Linked DNA regions of Homo sapiens: regions 2 and 3 are each linked to region 1. The links are chromatin loops, found by intact Hi-C in ENCODE. Cell type or tissue: ascending aorta. All regions are shown on one strand. Links, peaks and the distances in the headings refer to the core of each region. The heading gives the core; the rest is flanking DNA.

Region 1 (5,509 bases), core at 459-4,458:
GAAAAGTTAAATGTAAGAGAGTCAATGAAGTGGGTTGAGACTGTTTTCTGTCAATTAGAAAATACCCATCATGTTCTTGTGAGGACTGAATGAGGCAGTTTATGGAAGCTGTGTGATGTATGGTGGGTAGGTGCTCAGGAGATGAAATCTGCCATTAGTAGTAACTGAACCCTAGAGTCTTTGTTGCACTCCCCTCTCCAGTATATGCTTACATAACCAAGTTCTTTATGGTCTCTTTTTCCTTTAATATTCAAATATCTACAATCTGACTTGTTGTCCTGAGTGACTGTGGAAAGTCTGGTCTTTTATTTTATCCCCCCTCCAGGCATATCGGAGAATGCCAGGGGATTGTTTACATGTTCTATGATTCCCACATGGTTTTCACTTGTCAACTGTACCAGACATCTCCTTCATATCTCCTTCCTCAGTACTGTTTCACCCTAACAATGGAACAGGCATCTCTATTAATTCCCCAAAGGACAATTAAGACCAAGGTTTGGAAAACAACAGCAGGAAACTACAACGCAGAGAATATGATTGGATTCTGAACAATAATTTTGAGTCTTTGTCCTATGGCTTTTCCCTTCCCTGACTCTTCCCTTGGCTTTGGTTTGCCTCGATGTTTCAGGGGCCACCCTCATGTCCCTCCACATGGATGCTCTGGTCGTTTCTATGCTGCTTTGAAGATAGGCTCCCAACTTTCTCTTGAGCTCAGGAAGAAGGAAAAAGAGTCCTCATTTCCCTCAATGGGGGACTTGTCTTTTGTTTTTTCTTCCCTAGGACTTGTAGAAATGAGGACATTCATGTTCTTCATGGGAAATAGCCATCTCCATTCAAAGAATGTAAACTGGCCTTCCATGTTTACATTAGGTAATCACAGTACTCACCATTTTATTTTCTGTCTGGTTAATTCAAACTAAAATGATACCTTAAGGGGGAAATTGAACAATCTTCAAAGAAAATAGTTCTTTGAAACTAACCCTCCAGCATTTCTTCTGTCAGGTCTACATGTTCCTCCTGATGTGGCTTGGTCTCCTAATCAATAAGCAGCTACTTTTAAAAGACACATGGGGGGACGGATAGCATTAGGAGATATACCTAATGCTAAATTACGAGTTAATGAGTGCAGCACACCAGCATGGCACATGCATACATATGTAACTAACCTGCACATTGTGCACATGTACCCTAAAACTTAAAGTATAATAAAAAAAAGACACATACACTTTAAGAACAAATAATATTCTTTTTAAAAGTTAATTCTTTTTATTGATACATAATAGTTGTGCATATTTATGGGGTACATGTGATATTTTGATACATGCATACAATGTGTAATGATCAAATCAGGGTAATTGAGATATCCATCACCTCAATTATCATTTCTTAAGAACACACAACCTTCTTACAGAAGGAATTCTAACATGTAAACAGAACATTTAATATCTCAGCCTGAATTAGGCCTTCCCAAGGACAGTGAGTAGATATTTGAATTATAACTGCATAGCATAATGGGCTTAGTAAGCCCACTACACTATCTCCTGGAACTGGCACATGCCATCACTCATAGAACAGGTGTGTTTATGAGGGTCTGTGTGTGTGTGTGTGTGCGTGTGTGTGTCAAAAAGAACCACAAGGTTACAGAAAAATTTAGTCTATCCAATTGCCACATTTTTTGACACCATGTTGACACAATATGTCACAGAAACTGACAGCATCCAAACATTGAAACATAGCTGTTTCTTGATTTAAAGATCATGAAATTAGAAGCACTCTGTGTTAAGGGTAGGGGGAGTGGTCTCCAAAGACAGTGCACATACACCCCAAAGACAAGCTTTATAATCACCTTGAAAGCAAAAACTTCCTATAATCCTCCAAATGGTGTGACACGCTTCAGCTCTTTGGATATGTTTTTCTCCCTGGACTGCTCTATTACCCCATGCCCTGTTGTTTGTCTTGGATACAAGATGAAGATTTTCTACTTAGACCTCTGAAAATTATTCAGGTCATGTTTAGCTACAGAATGTTTTGCTGCCTCCACCGGATGGAATCTATTTTTAAAATTTGGAGTTTGAAGGACTAAAAGGAAAGAGAAAACATGATGCTTTATTGGTTTTAAGGCAGTTGTTTTTATGTGTTTCAAGTCATACACTCTTGTGTACTTAAAAGGAATGGGACTTAGCCTCTAAGAAATGCACTTACAGATGACATTAGAGTTTAAGAGACCTAATGTATTTTTTTCAAACCTTTCCTGGACTCCCTCCATGAGGCCTCTTGGTTTAAGATTAGTTTAGACAATATTGTAGTATCTTTCAGTGAAAGAAAATATTAATAACTTTAATAAAGAGGAAGATTATATGCCTATAAAAATTAATCTCAACATTGCAACCTTGCTTCAGTCTGAGGCAAAAGAGGGCCTTCATCTGTTACCACGATGGTTTCCCAGAGGCCAATCAAGTTGTTGACCAGATTTATCTCTGTAGCAGTTAATGCTGAATGTCTGCGGTTTGAATGGCTTGTGAGTAGAAGCCATAAATCAATTGTTGGGTATTGCTCATTTTTGTGGTTTATTCTTCAAAATATAGCCAAAGACAGTAGCAATTTAGAGGATTTTGTTTCTTGGCGAATAGGTATTTCCTTTTTTACACATACATTAACTTGCCGAGTGACAGTATGTGAAAATCATTTCTGCTCTTTGAATACTTGCAGGATATTCTATCACTCTAACTGATGGAAGTTCTTCAAGGAAGCTTTTCTCACAACTTACCTTTTTCTTCTAGCAAAGGGACCATTTGTGAGTATTCTTTGAAACCTAATAGTTTGTTTTGTGTGTTGGTGTATGTATGTGTGTCTGAGAGAGAGAGAGAATTTTACAAAATTGAGTCAAACTAGGATTATTGATTTGTGAACAGTAGGATATTCTATGTTTCTCAAAATAATGGAAAAAGGTCAGCACAAAATTTGTATCACTTAGATTTTTAATAAACAAGAGAAATAATGCCAGATTTTAGAACAAGGACTCAAGTAGCGTAGACTTCAAAAGGTGCTTCTCTGAGGTGTAGGCATTTTAGAAGTCAAATTGTGAGAGGAGCCTCAAAGTGTATTTCCCTCTTAAGTGTCACCTCATTTTAAACCTTGAAGACTCAGGTTTTACCATATCCTTGATATAGGATCACTGCTTTATAAAGTGTTCAAGTAAAGTCTCAAATGTTAAATAATGTTAATACAAAATAATTCCTTAGTTCACAGAAAACTTGAGATTTTTTTTTTTACTCTGGTCCAACTCGCCAGCATATCTGACCTGGACTATAGCAGTTGACTCCTAGCTGGGTCTTCCTTTTCCTACCCTCGTCTCCCTGTCATCCATTGTCCACAAAGCAGTCACAAAGGCTGATATCAACCTTAAGACTATTCAGGACTTTATATCACACTTGGAATAAAATCCATACTCTCTCTTTTGGCCTGGGTGACTCTTCTTGATCTAGCCCTTACCTCATTCTGGGAATCCCATTTCGTACCACTTGTTCACAGTGCCTCAGCCCTACTGGCTACTCTCTAGTCTGTTTCTTGAACAAGCTAAGGCCATATTTCCTAGCACGTGCTATATCCTTGTTTACAAATGTAAATGGCTGGCTTCATCTTCTCATTTCGGTCTCTTTTCGAAGTGACTGTGTCAGAGAGGTCTTTCCTGAACATTCATTTCAAACCAGTCTTCTCCACCCTTACCTTTCATCTTTTTTTTTTTTCTTTCTGAGATGGAGTCTCACTCTGTTATCTAAGCTGGAGTGTAGCAGCACTCTCTTGGCTCACTGCAACCTCTGCCTCCTGGGTTCCAGCGATTCTCCTGCCTCAGTTTCCAGAATAACTGGAATTACAGACATGCATCACCACACCTGGTTAATTTTGTATTTTTAGTAGAGATGAAATTTTAGCATGCTGGCCAGGCTAGTCTGGAACTCCTAACCTCAAATGATCCACCTGCCTTGGCCTCCCAAAGTGTTGGGATTACAGGCATGGGACACCATGCCCGGCCCTCACCCTTCATCTTACTACCTTGCCTTATTTTCTTTACAGCACTTTTTACTGCTTAAAAATACAGAATATATTTATTTGCTTCCATGTTTATTTTTTACTTCCTTAACAGAATATAAGCTCTCTGAGGGCAAGGATTTTATCTTTTCCAGCTATAACCCTAACCTTTAATACAGTGCCTGTCACATAAACAAATACTGAAAAAAAAGCTATTTGGATTATTGAATGACTGAGAAAGCGAATTTTCAATGGGATTTCACATGCTGGATCTCTTGGCATATGGAATGTGGATGGAAGGAAAAAAACGTGTTATTCTCTGATTCACTAGGCCTTCCTTAGGGTAGGGACAAACTTAAATCTTGCTCTTCTGTGAGCAGATTTAAAAGAGAGTCAATGGAAGACAGTCTGTGATATTTAGGAACGTCTGTAATCTCCAAAGTGAGGAAAAGAAGAAGTTTCAAATGTCAGTGATAAATGTGGAGAGGGAAAACATTGGAACACAGCAGTGCATCTCTCTGGTCATACAACATGACAGAGTCGCTTCAACAATTTCATCTCTTGTGCCCAGGGAAAGGCATTGAGCTCCATATCAGATGTGAGTTCAAGTTTTGCCTTTGTTCTCATCAGCTCCTGCAAACCTAGGCAAGGCACAGATACCTGGGCCTGATTTTTCACTGGTGAAATGGGAAGGATAATGAAAGGAGAAAATAATTTTTATTAAGTCTTACTGTCTTCTAAGCCCTAAGTACATATCTGCCTGTATTATTTGGTTTAGTTCTTATGATAATCCCCCATTGCTACACCCTTCTCCACCCCAACCCTGTGCTACAGATAAAGATACTGAAACTCAAGAGGGATTTGATAATAGTAGTAATTATGAAAAGGCACACATGTAGCCAGTGACAGAGCTGGTATTAAAGCTTCATGTCAATTTGAGCTTGCAGCTCATGGTTTTAACGGCTGTGCTATGGGGTTTTCCCTTCAATATGATTGGGAGAACAAAACGAAGTCACCTTCCAGCTCTAATAAAACGTATCACACCCTCTTGTAATTGTTATGAACACATATGCCTCCTCCATCAGAGTCAAAGTTGCAAACCTGTCCATAATTCAATTCAAAGTTGCAAACGTGTCCATAATTCACCTTTGTGTCTCCATTATCTAGCACAGAGCCTGGTTCATAATAGGTATTTTTAAAAAATGTCCGTCTCTCTTTCCTGGCACCTTTCCTTGCTTTCCTTTTCTCTGGTGACAGAAATTACATTTGCCATAACCCACAGGGTCATAACAAAGACATTCCTGGGGAAGGAGTGAGAAGCAGAGCACAATCGTCAAGTCTCTTTCTTTCAACCTGCTGATAAACCACACTGCTGTTCCAACTCCTGCAAATCCAGCTTTGCCAAGAACTTTGTGTGCTTTCCACAGCAGGTTGGTGTGAATGCTATGTTTAGAACACAACCGTAAGTAGTCAGGGGTTT
Region 2 (5,509 bases), core at 732-4,731, 100 kb after region 1:
AGTGTGATTAGCGTATGTACTAATAAGATATATAAATATATACACATACATGTGTATATGTGTTGTGTATATGTGTGTGTGTATATATATATATATATATATTATATATAATTTGAAGAGTAACACCCCAGTTAAGATATAGAGCATTACCATCACCCTAGAATGTTCCCTTGAATGTCTTTCCAGTCTATGCCCCCACCTCCATAGTCGACCACTATTCTGATTTTTATTCCATAAATGAGTCTGCCTATTCTTGAACTTTCATATAGGTAGAATCAAACAGTAAGTACTCTTTTTTTCTGGATTTTCAAGCTCAATATAATGTGTGTGTGATTCATCCATGTTGTTGCAGATGTAGATCTCAGGTCAGGCCACTTATTTCTTTTTATTCCTGAGATATTCCTTTATGCCAATATATTATATTTATTTTTCTGTTTTCTTGTTGTTGGACGTTTGGGTTGTTTCCTGGGTTGTTTGTAACTTTAAAAGTTTATGCCATTTTTAAAAACTTCAAAAGAGATGGTATGGTATAAATAATTTTGCATTAGTTGGCTTTATTCTACACCTTATGAATAGAGTACAAGCATCTAATAAACATAGATGGTAGGCTTCGGAGTGGAACATTAGATTTAGATTCCAAAATGGTGCATGTACAGCCTTAGCTTCCTGGGACTCTTTATTGTCTGACTGCCACTAGAAGGTTGGCTGGCTCCTGCCAGGAAAACATTGTTGCATTTACCCTGAGTGGACCTTTTCTGTGTGTGCCCTCAGAGCACTTAAGAGAACATAGAGCTGTCACTTCTCAAGTTTACTCACCAGGCTATAAGCTTTCATTATACCTATTTGGTAACAAATGTTTGCATAGTGACAGAATTTGGTCTTAGACTCACTTTTATTGCAACCTGGTTATGAGACAGCAAAGAGGCCAATGCCCTCTTATACTACCAACAACAAAAGCACTTATAGTTACCAAAAAATGAATGATAATTATGAATGATAATTGGCTCAATACCTATTGGCTCAATACAGAAATAATATATTTCAGGTAACTTAAGTATAAAACAAAATCATTATAAAGAAATTGCCATTTTTTTTTTCTACTGACCTAACCACCCTCCTACGGCACCAGGTAAGAATTTTTCTGTGCCAAGGGTTTGTGGTTTATACTATCAAATGCACATTAAAATTTAACTTCCCATTTTCAATTAAATAGAATTGAGTCACAGTCAGTACATATCCAGAAAGGTTCACATCTTGTGATGCACTTATAAATCTGATCTTGTAAGTCCCCAAATCATATCTGCTTTCATGCATTTGTTTCTTCATTTCCTGCCCAAAGAATGTTTGGAGGATTATTTTGATCCTACTGTAGTTTAAGACCATGCCCTTACATGACTTAGTTTATTGAATATTTTGCTAGCTTATTTTTATTTTATTTTATTTTAAAGTTGTTAAGAACCAGTGGATTGTTAGTTGAAATATGCAGGGCTGCATTCCCCCATCCCATTACTACCTTTATTTCAAGTGAAAGTTTGCCATTCATAGTGCCTTTGCTTCCTAATGACCTCATTCATACCAAAATTGGGACCTGGAAGCTGAGGCCCGGATTTTTCTCTGACTCAGTTTCCTGTGTTCCAAAAAAATTCCTTTTCCTATATTAATTGTTATTCTTCTTTTGTTAAGACTTAAGTGGTTTTAAGGTAAATTCTCATGTTACCCTCTAATGCCAACTTGAGCTGTTTAAAATATCGGAAGCGCTCCCACAAATGAATTGTGTTCCCACAATTTCCTAGCATCATTCATTGCTCTCATTTCACAGATGCAAACACAAAAACACATCCTTTTGTACATAACAATCATAAATACTTTCCCAAGGTCAGGAATATTTCTGTCAGGAAAGCCCTATTTTACCAAAGAACAGGATGTTTTGATAAACTAAATATTCTGAGAATTATCATATGTACCTATCAAGGTTTCTATTGTGAAGCCTTCTCTCTCTTCACTGAGAAAGAAGTCGGCCCTTTATCTGTCTTCCTTGCTTCCTAATCTCCCACCCAAGAGGTTCAACTATTGGCTTAATGATTCACTAATTGTGAGAGATGGTGATTTATGATATTAGGGAAAAAAAAGGAAGCCTTTATAGTTGAAAAAAAATTAAGATTGTTCTCATGTTTTAATCCTACATCTATTTCTGGTCTGACTCTAGTCTTGCTTTGTTTTATTTTTGCATTTGACTGTCATCTTGATGTTTACTTCGGTCTACTTTAGAATCCTTGTCTTCATTCTGGCTTTTCTGCTTGTCAGTTTTGGGTTGGCTTTATTTATTTATTTTGTTTGGGGGCAGGACATAATCTCTTGCCCTCAGGCAAAATCAGTTGCTGACTCTCCCCCGTTTTTTCTCCAGGGTCTAGGTCACTTTATTAGCATATCTTTCATGTTTAGGTAAGACTGCTGTCGCTTTTTGAGAAGTTAGTAGGTATCCTGTGGATAAAAAGTGATATCAGGCTTTTTTTTCCTTCTCTCTCTCTCTCTCTCTCTATATATATATATGTATATCAAAAATATTAAGCACATGGATATGATTCTTATACGATAATTTGTCTTTCAAAATGATACGAAACACAAGAAGGTACATGCAGTTGATGTGATTATGACACATTGCTCTATTATGCCCAGGAAAGACTGTTTGATGAAGCCTGGATTTTTCATAATTCAGAATCTGGCTCAGCTACCTGGTCTTGTCAACTTCCAAAAGTGACTCACCAGTGACTCAGACTCAGAGGATTGTACCATGCGAAGCTTGAGCCCCAAAGGCTTTGGAGTGAAACAGGCTGGTCCAAAGTTTTAGTTCAGCTGAGATATCCTAAGTGTATTATTTGCAGGTTGAGATTTGATTATGAGAAATGAAGATATCTACCTTATAACATAGTTTAAAGGCAAAATAGTCTAATATATACACAAACACATATAGAGGCAAGATGAAGTAAAAATGGTAGCTGTGGTTGTTCTGAGAATGATTATAAAACAGAATTTGTAGAAAGAGACATATTGTTAAGAGGCTTATATAACTTACATAAGACAAAAATTATATTAGCCAAATTACATTTAGTAACTTTGTTGTATAAACATAGAAGAGCAGAAGCAATCAAATCTAGTATGCAGATTTTCCATGAGTCAGGTTATGACATCCTAATTCTTTCATCTGCACAAGATAATTAGACCTGCCTCCAGGACCACACAGATGGAGACAGTGGAAGGGCACCCTTGATCCAAGGTCAGCATCATCAATATTTCCTTTCAGTTCACTCAGTGCTCTTTCTCACTGACACATGCTTTAGTTATATGATCTTCAGTCTGGGTCTAGGCATGTCTTGCTGGTCGTTGAATTATATGTTTTCTTATTTTTTCTGATGAATTTTTAGGAAAGAACATCTCTTCACACTTATGTGCTGATACAGTTGGGAGACTTATGATGGCAATTATATTTTTTATTAATCACATAGGGAAAAAAGTATAAAGACTAAGGAGTGCATAAAAGCAGGAAGGAGTAGTGTGGTTAAGTGATGGGCGAATGAGAAAGAAAGCCGGGGTCAAGATGATAGAGGGTGAAATATTTGTTGACACTGTATTAGATCCTGTACAATGGCATGGACACTTAAAATACAAAAGGTATATACCTGAAAATTGTTTGCCTAAGCCTTTACCTTATGAAAGTAGATGGAAGAATATGTAACATTGTCTCCAGTTTTTTTTAGCTTTCCTCTTAACTCATCCATTATTATCTCTTTTTGCAAATCCAGAAGCAGGCCAATTTCCAGATATCAATTAACTGAGTTACTATCTTGCCGAAGGCAAATGTGTTTATTGGTCAATTTACCAAACTCCCATTTTCAAAAACTATTTTTGATGGACAACATTTTACTTTCCCTTTCATGACAAGCTGCTAAGGGATCTTCAATATGTCTGCCACTGCTTCCTGCTATTAGCAGCTGGAGAATGACAGGATGAGAGGCAAAGACACAAGAGAGTTGGGACTTAAGAAGATATTTCACCTGAATAATCATGGAATATAAAAATGCAATAAATATGCTATGAATATACTATTTTGCATGATGCGATTGTGTTGATAAGAATTCTTCACATATATTCAATGAATTTACATTTTGCACTATTTTTCTTGGATATCAAGAACTGTAACAATTGTCCACTTGCAGGATTAATAATATATTCTAAAAACAATAAATTCAAAAGAATGCTCTGTGTTTGAGAATATAGTCTTACAATTATATCTTTCATACCCTCTGTAGTATCTGTCTCTTCTACCCTGAAGCTCATCCGTTTCTCAGCTCACCTATTTTTCAATTCCCCTTTCTCTGCTCTCTCTTTCCTCAGCCTCCTCTTTTCTTTGTTCTATAGCTCCAGCTGGAACAGTGCGGACTGTCACAGAAACAAACCAAACATTCCTTAAAGTGCTATAATTAGGGCAAAATAAAAATTCATGAGCCACAACTATGTAGTAGAAAGGTATAAGTAAATTTGATGAATCAGTCATTTGGTGAATTAGACTTTCAACTAATTGGCTTTAGGCATGTTGCCCACTCAACAAACTGACTTCTGGTGGATTCACTTAGAACCTGTGTATTCTGGGAAGAGGTAGAGTGGTGAAAGCATAAAGCTTGGAAGAGATTAGGGTTTTGCATTTTTTTTTGTATAAAAATTGTTTTGGCGACTTATAGCAAAATGTAGTTCTGTCCAAGCAAAGGTGACATGACTCAACTGATCATTAGTCTAGATTGGTGCTGTAGTTGTGTGCAGCACTGATAACTTATTACAACTTCATATCTTTGTGCTCACTGGCTACGTCATCAATTTTATTGAATTTAGAAAATAAGTACAATGAGCTTGGTAGTTTATGTGATATGTGTGACAAATAAACTTTAAAGTAATTGGTGGCAAAGATTATTAAAGTACCTAAATATCATGTTCGGCATATTTTTAAAATATGAAGTATTAAAGGATTTTTTTTGTTGTTCAGTGGTCCTTGTTGAAATTTTAATGCTATGTAGTTCAGTTTCAAAGAGTAAATGTATGTTAACAGCCTTATTTGATTCTCTTATTTAATCATCACAGTAAACCTCTGAAGCAAACACTATTATTAATCTCAGTTTACAAGAGAAAACTGAAATTAGTGATGTTTAGTAACTTGATCATAGTCTTCCTGTTAGTAGGTCACAGAATTCAGAATTTGAAATAAGTAGCATCACTCAATGTGATCAGCACTGTTCAATACAAATATAACATGAGCCACATATATAATTTTACCTTTTCTAGTAGCCACATTTAAAAAGTGAAAAGTTAAATTAATTTAATTTTAATGGTATATCTTGTTCATCCCAATATAAGCAAAACATTATAATTTCGATATAAAATCTATAAAAAGTTAATGATATATTTTGAGTGTTTTTCATATTAAACCTTCAAAATCCAGTGTGTATTGTGCAGTTTCAGC
Region 3 (5,509 bases), core at 777-4,776, 53 kb before region 1:
CTTCCTCAAGACCTGCCAAACTTCATCAAATGTGTTAAATTAAGTTCACTATCCTTTAGGGTGGGTGTAAGATAAATCTAATGGTTTAAAAATTATTAATGAGCTATTTATGCAACTGATATTAACTGTTAATTAGGACATTTGCTCATCCATAAGATATCATTTCTTCATTAGTATAAGGGACACAGAGATTTGGCATCGTGGAATTCCAGAAAAGAAGTGCAAGAGGGGATCTCAGAATATCTAATTAAAACCTTTTGATCTACAATGGAGAAAGTTCAGAGCCCTCAAATTACTCAAGAGCACAAAATAATTGCAGAGTATCTTGGGGCTCTTTTACTTCTATTCCATTTTTTTTCCATTTCTCAGAGCAGGAACATGTCCCTTGTGCCCTAATACAGCCCCCTTGGGAAATACAGAGCCATAATTCATCCCAGGGGGCAACCCTGGCCTGACTCTCCCAATTCTGGATTTTATCTTCCTCCACCCTGCTGCGATACTCCTGAGTACAAAGCACACACGGCTGGAAGCAGCACACACTCTGGCTTCCTCTCCCATGTGCCTTGGAGGTCATTTTATTTCATTTCTATTCCTCTTGTGAGCTGCTTGCACTTCTGTGTAAGACAGATTTATTTGGAACCAATTGCAGCTGCCAGTTAGAGGAACCCTCTATGAAACATCTCTATGAGACAGCCATCTGAGACTGACCTTCAGGACACCACTGTGCTGTCTCCTGCCAACTTTCAACAGACATATCCAGGAGCAAAGTACATTGTGTAGCCTGGAAAGCCTGCCCCTGTGGTCTCTTCCTTTGTCCCCTCTGACTGTGGTGAGGGGCAGCCTCTATTGACAGTGTGGGAACATGGGAACACAAGACAGAATGCCCTTTGGGCACCCGTTCTTCCTGAATTTAAGTTCCAGGTAATTTCACAAAGTTGGGAGGAAAAGGATGGAAAAGAAGGAAGAAAATGAATATTTCCTACATCTTCTATGGGTTAGCCCTGGAACACCCGCTTTGTATAAATAATCTCTGATTCCTCACAAGATGCAAGGTGACACAGCTGGCAGGGGCAGAGCTGGGCTTTGAACCCAGGCAGAATTGTTCCATGTGCACCATATTTCCTGTGCCCCATATACCTTATTAGTGTCTCAAGGATGCTAACATTTTCCTAATTAGCTACATTTGTCTTCTTTAGGAAACTCTGGAACCCCAAAGTGCTTCAAGAACTGCAAAGAGAGTTCTTGCAGTGATAGTAAGATATCTGTGAAGTGAATGAAGGATGGTATGGAGAGGAGCTGGAGTTCATGTAGGAAACATGGATGAGCCTAATAAGCTTTGTTCCCTACAACTGCTAGCTAGGACTCATTGGGTCTGCAAACACCGTGAACCTTATTGGACAAGAGAAATGTTTACTTACTTGCATACCCTCATGTGTTTTAAAGCAGAGTCAGGGAGAACTATGCCCCTTCTCAAACACGTCCTCTCTTTTGGTGATCTAATAAATTACTGGGTGAGTGTAACAGAGAAAGGTCAGGCTGGGCGCAGTGGCTCACACCTGTAATCTCTACACTTTGGGAGGCCGAGGTGGGTGGATCTCCTGAGGTCAGGAGTTCGAGACCAGCCTGGCCAACATGGTGAAATTCCGTCTCTACTAAAAATAAAAAAAATTAGCTGGGCACGGTGGCATGTGCGACTGTAATCCCAGCTACTTGGAGGCTGAGGCAGGAGAATCACTTGAACCCAGGAGGCAGAGGTTGCAGTGAGCCGAGATCAGGCCACTGCACTCCAGCCTGGGGGACAGAGCAAGATTCCGTCTCAAAAAAATAAATAAATAAAAAATAAAGGTCAGCAAAATACCCCCATAGCAGTAGTGATTCTCACTGATAGCCTCTCTGTGGCTACAGCACAAACTCTTCCACCCTTCTTTCTCATTTCCATCCCTAAAAATATTTGCTGTTATTTGCAAACCTAAAGAGACTAAAGAAATGGGCATAGACCAGTGGAAGTCTCCTTAGAGTTACTTTCACTGTGCATACTTTAGAGAAAGTAGAAAAGTTTTCCAAGAAGGGAAAAAGGGGCCACAAATTATATGTTTGACGCACAACTCCAAATCCTGCCCACTATGTCTTCTCTCATCATTCCTGATACAATTTTAATTCTTTCTTTTGTTCTCTCAAATATTAACAAGAGTTCATATCCCCTGGTATCACATCAAGTTTATTCTGGAAATACTAAACTCTCCACAGAGACTTGGGACAAAGAAACATAATTAAAGGCTCTTATCAAGTGTTATGTCCTAGTTTTGTCCTAGTTTTACACAATGCTTTTGATGAATGAAGAAAATGGCAATAAGTAATTTGTTTTTTTTCTGCTGGAGAATAATATGGGAATAGGAACTTGCACAGCAACAAGCTTGGAAAGTAATCTGTCCTATAGTCTCTGAGTCTTAAAAGCTCAGTCTACCTCTAAGAAAGGAGAGGCAACTCTACTTTTATGGGATGTCTATGTGTGTGGAGGGGAGTATGAATGAGGCTAGTTATGCTGTAAAATAGCCACATCGTTTCTTGCTACATTTTTGTGCTTCCAGCCCATATACACTTCGTGTGTTTCTTGGCTTCCTTATTCGGATGAGGCACCAGCATTCAAGTGAACTGAGGGTGCAGTTTTAAAAGCTGCTTTTTGCGACAGGGGTGGTGGCCTAGCCCACAGGAAATGAAGAAAACTGATAGGTCCAAACTTTGAGTTCCCGCAGAGGCCTGAAATCAGGACACTTGCTCTTGAGGACAAGAACTACTTTGTAAAGAATAACCAGTGTACCCACAGCTCAGAATGCTCTGTGCCTAAGCAAAGCCAAGCCCCGAAACTCATTTTTCCATAAACAAGCCTCAGCCGCAGAGACATAACTCTCTTTAGACTCTCTGGATGATTTCATTTACTCGGCATGCCAAAGCGCCCAGATGTATGATTCGCTCAGCCTCATTCACTGGGGAAACTGATCTTTTCTTTTGATTTGGTATTAGCAGAAATGTCATTTATCAAAGCTTTTCGGGCAGGTTGCCTATCTGGAATTTGTCTCCTAAGACCCTGAAGTCATTTTCAGGGTGACTGTCCCTCCCCACCTCCACCCTGCCATAGTCACATGTACTCTCTTCCTAAAGAATTTAGACCTCCAGTTCTTTCTCATGTAGTGTTTTTCCTTTCTGGGTTTTCTTTCTTTTTTTTTTTTTGGTCTGATACATCCCTTTTGGTCTCTAGGATATTTCCATGCATAAATGGGTTGACATTTTTATGACTTGTTATTTAAAAAAAGAAAAAGACTTGCTGTGTTCACTGTAATCTTTTTAATGTAAGATAATTCCAATGACAAACAGTGGTAAAACAAGCTTATTTCTCCGCCAAACATGATTCAACGTCGATGGGTATTTCTTCTTTCTCCTCGCCGTTTGAGAGAAATTGGGAGGGTCAGGAGGAAAGCCAGATTTGAGAAGAAAGTGCTTCATTAAATTCCAGGCATGGGTCTGAAGCAAAACAGACAAACAGACAAGGAAAAACAAAGCACTTCTCTAAATTTTTATATGGCTTGGTTTTTTTTTTTTTTTTCGCGGTGGTTTCAGACAGATGGCAGAGGTTAGTTCCATCTTCCTGTCAGCTGTCAGCTACTGAGACACTTGTGAACTCCAATCTAGACAGTCTGCCAGGTTTTCCACAAATACAGCCACACATCTCCTAAATTTCCCAGACCATCTTAATTTCAACGGCTCTATACCATTGTTTTACAAATACCTTGACTTGCTGGGCTTCAACTTTTTGTTCAATTCTGATTCTCTATTAAAGTAGAATATAGTCACAGTAAAGTAGACAAATAAATCTAAGCGTCCATCTTTAGATTTTTACCTATTTACACAGGCATGTGTGTACACATTAAGTCAGAATATTTCCAGTGCCAATGAGGTTCCCTGTGTCTCTTTCCTGACTCAGAAATAGCCAAACTTCTGACTTTCATCATCATATTTTACTTCGTGTATTGTTTATTCACTCAGTGTGGAGTCTTTTATATCTGATTTCTTTCATTTAACATAACACTTGTGAGACTCACCTATTTTGTTATGTGTAGCAGTAGCTTGTTCCTCTTTACTTCTATGTAGCATTCGAATTTATAAATACACATGCCATCTCTCTATTCTCCTGTTCATGGGCTTTTGGAAATACCCTTATTTTTGATGATGGATGATTTGGTTACCATACCCACAAGATATCAGACATCATCAAAGAGTGGGGCAAAAAACACAAGGGCTTTCAAACCTAATACATGGGATCTCACAGATATTAGCTTAATGCCCCCAGGAAAGTTACTTAATTTATCATCTGAATTTGCCTTACACATCATTATAAGAAAGACATGGAATACCATATATACATGTCTATACTAATTCTTTACACAAGATAGAAATATAATAAAAGATTGCTATCATGATTTTTTTTAATCTTCGGGGCAAATTAGTTGTTAATATGACACAGGAAGACAAAACATCAATATAATTAGTGCCTCATTATACCATTAGAAAATGACAAGAATGTTTCAAGGAAAATTTTTAAACTTTATCTTGGCAGAAAGTATTTAATTTCTGGTATTATAGAGAATAATTCCAGAATGGGATTTTGGGTGTGGGCTCTAAGGATAAGGGTTCCAAAGATTTGTCATTTTCGGAGAAACATACTAATTCTTCAAAGTTCATCCAACAAATGATTTTGGAGCAATTACAAAATTCCAGTCACTGTTGCAGCAAAGAATCAGACAGTTTATCCTCATGACTATTAGTGGAGATGGATCATAAATAAGTAAGCAATTAAATTAATAAGATATGTTTGGGAGGCCGAGGTGGGTGGATCCCCTGAGGTCAGGAGTTTGAGACCAGCCTGACCAACATGGCGAAACCCCGTGTCTACTAAAAATACAAAATTAGCTGGGCATGGTGGCACATGCCTGTAATCCCAGCTACTTGGGAGGCTGAGGCAGGAGAATCACTTGAACCTGGAGGTGGAGGTTGCAGTGAGCCAAGATTGTGCCATTGTACTCCAGCCTGGGCAACAAGAGTGAAACTCTGTCTTGGAAAAAAAAAAAAAAAAAAGATGTTTTTATCAATAAGTGCTGAGGTAAAACACAGAACAGGGTAAGGAGAGAGAGTGGTGGGCGTCAGGTGCTGCTTTAGATCAGGAGGCTAGGAAAGGCCACATTGAGGAAGGCATATGTAAGCAGAGAACCCTGTGCAGGAGTCATTTATCAAAGTCCCTGGGGAAAGAGACTTCCAGGCAGAGGGAAAAGCAAGTACAAAGGCACTGAGTCAGATATGAATTTGGCAAATTTGAGTAACAGCAAGGAACTCAAAGTTCCTAAAGGGTAGGAATCTGGGGATTTGGGGAGGAGGAGTGATATTGGTGGAGGTTACAGAGACAGGCAGGGGCCAGACCCTCTGTATTTCATCCACTCACTGTTAGTGTTAGAAGCCT

The links. Hi-C counts contacts between places; a loop is a spot of excess contacts. Peaks named below come from ENCODE experiments on the same cell type or tissue, not always from the same donor. Only the 100,000 strongest peaks of a DNase experiment are listed, where the experiment ranks them.
Region 2: it touches region 1 in a loop (2.0-fold over the local background); 12 of 110 quality-filtered maps call a loop at or near these places.
Region 3: it touches region 1 in a loop (3-fold over the local background); 10 of 110 quality-filtered maps call a loop at or near these places.

What each region holds. Positions count from the first base shown.
Region 1 is chr3:30,440,957-30,446,465 of GRCh38, reverse strand. All of the region lies in intron 4 of LOC101927995 (a long non-coding RNA gene), which reads right to left. It overlaps LOC105377013 (a long non-coding RNA gene), which reads left to right. Exons shown (of 4, transcript XR_940683.2): 2 at 2,710-2,794; 3 at 5,312-5,459. Among named protein-coding and RNA genes, the nearest start is that of LINC01985, 75 kb to the left of the region's middle. RefSeq lists a silencer at 5,195-5,489. In ascending aorta, for the core only: a CTCF peak has its summit at 2,040; no DNase peak of the experiment used is centred there; H3K27ac peaks cover 3,696 bases.
Region 2 is chr3:30,339,755-30,345,263 of GRCh38, reverse strand. No RefSeq gene overlaps it. Among named protein-coding and RNA genes, the nearest start is that of LINC01985, 180 kb to the left of the region's middle. RefSeq lists an enhancer at 1,962-3,161. In ascending aorta, for the core only: no CTCF peak of the experiment used is centred there; a DNase peak (open chromatin) is centred at 2,763; H3K27ac peaks cover 2,479 bases.
Region 3 is chr3:30,494,033-30,499,541 of GRCh38, reverse strand. No RefSeq gene overlaps it. Among named protein-coding and RNA genes, the nearest start is that of LINC01985, 22 kb to the left of the region's middle. In ascending aorta, for the core only: no CTCF peak of the experiment used is centred there; a DNase peak (open chromatin) is centred at 2,781; H3K4me3 peaks cover 1,012 bases; H3K27ac peaks cover 4,000 bases.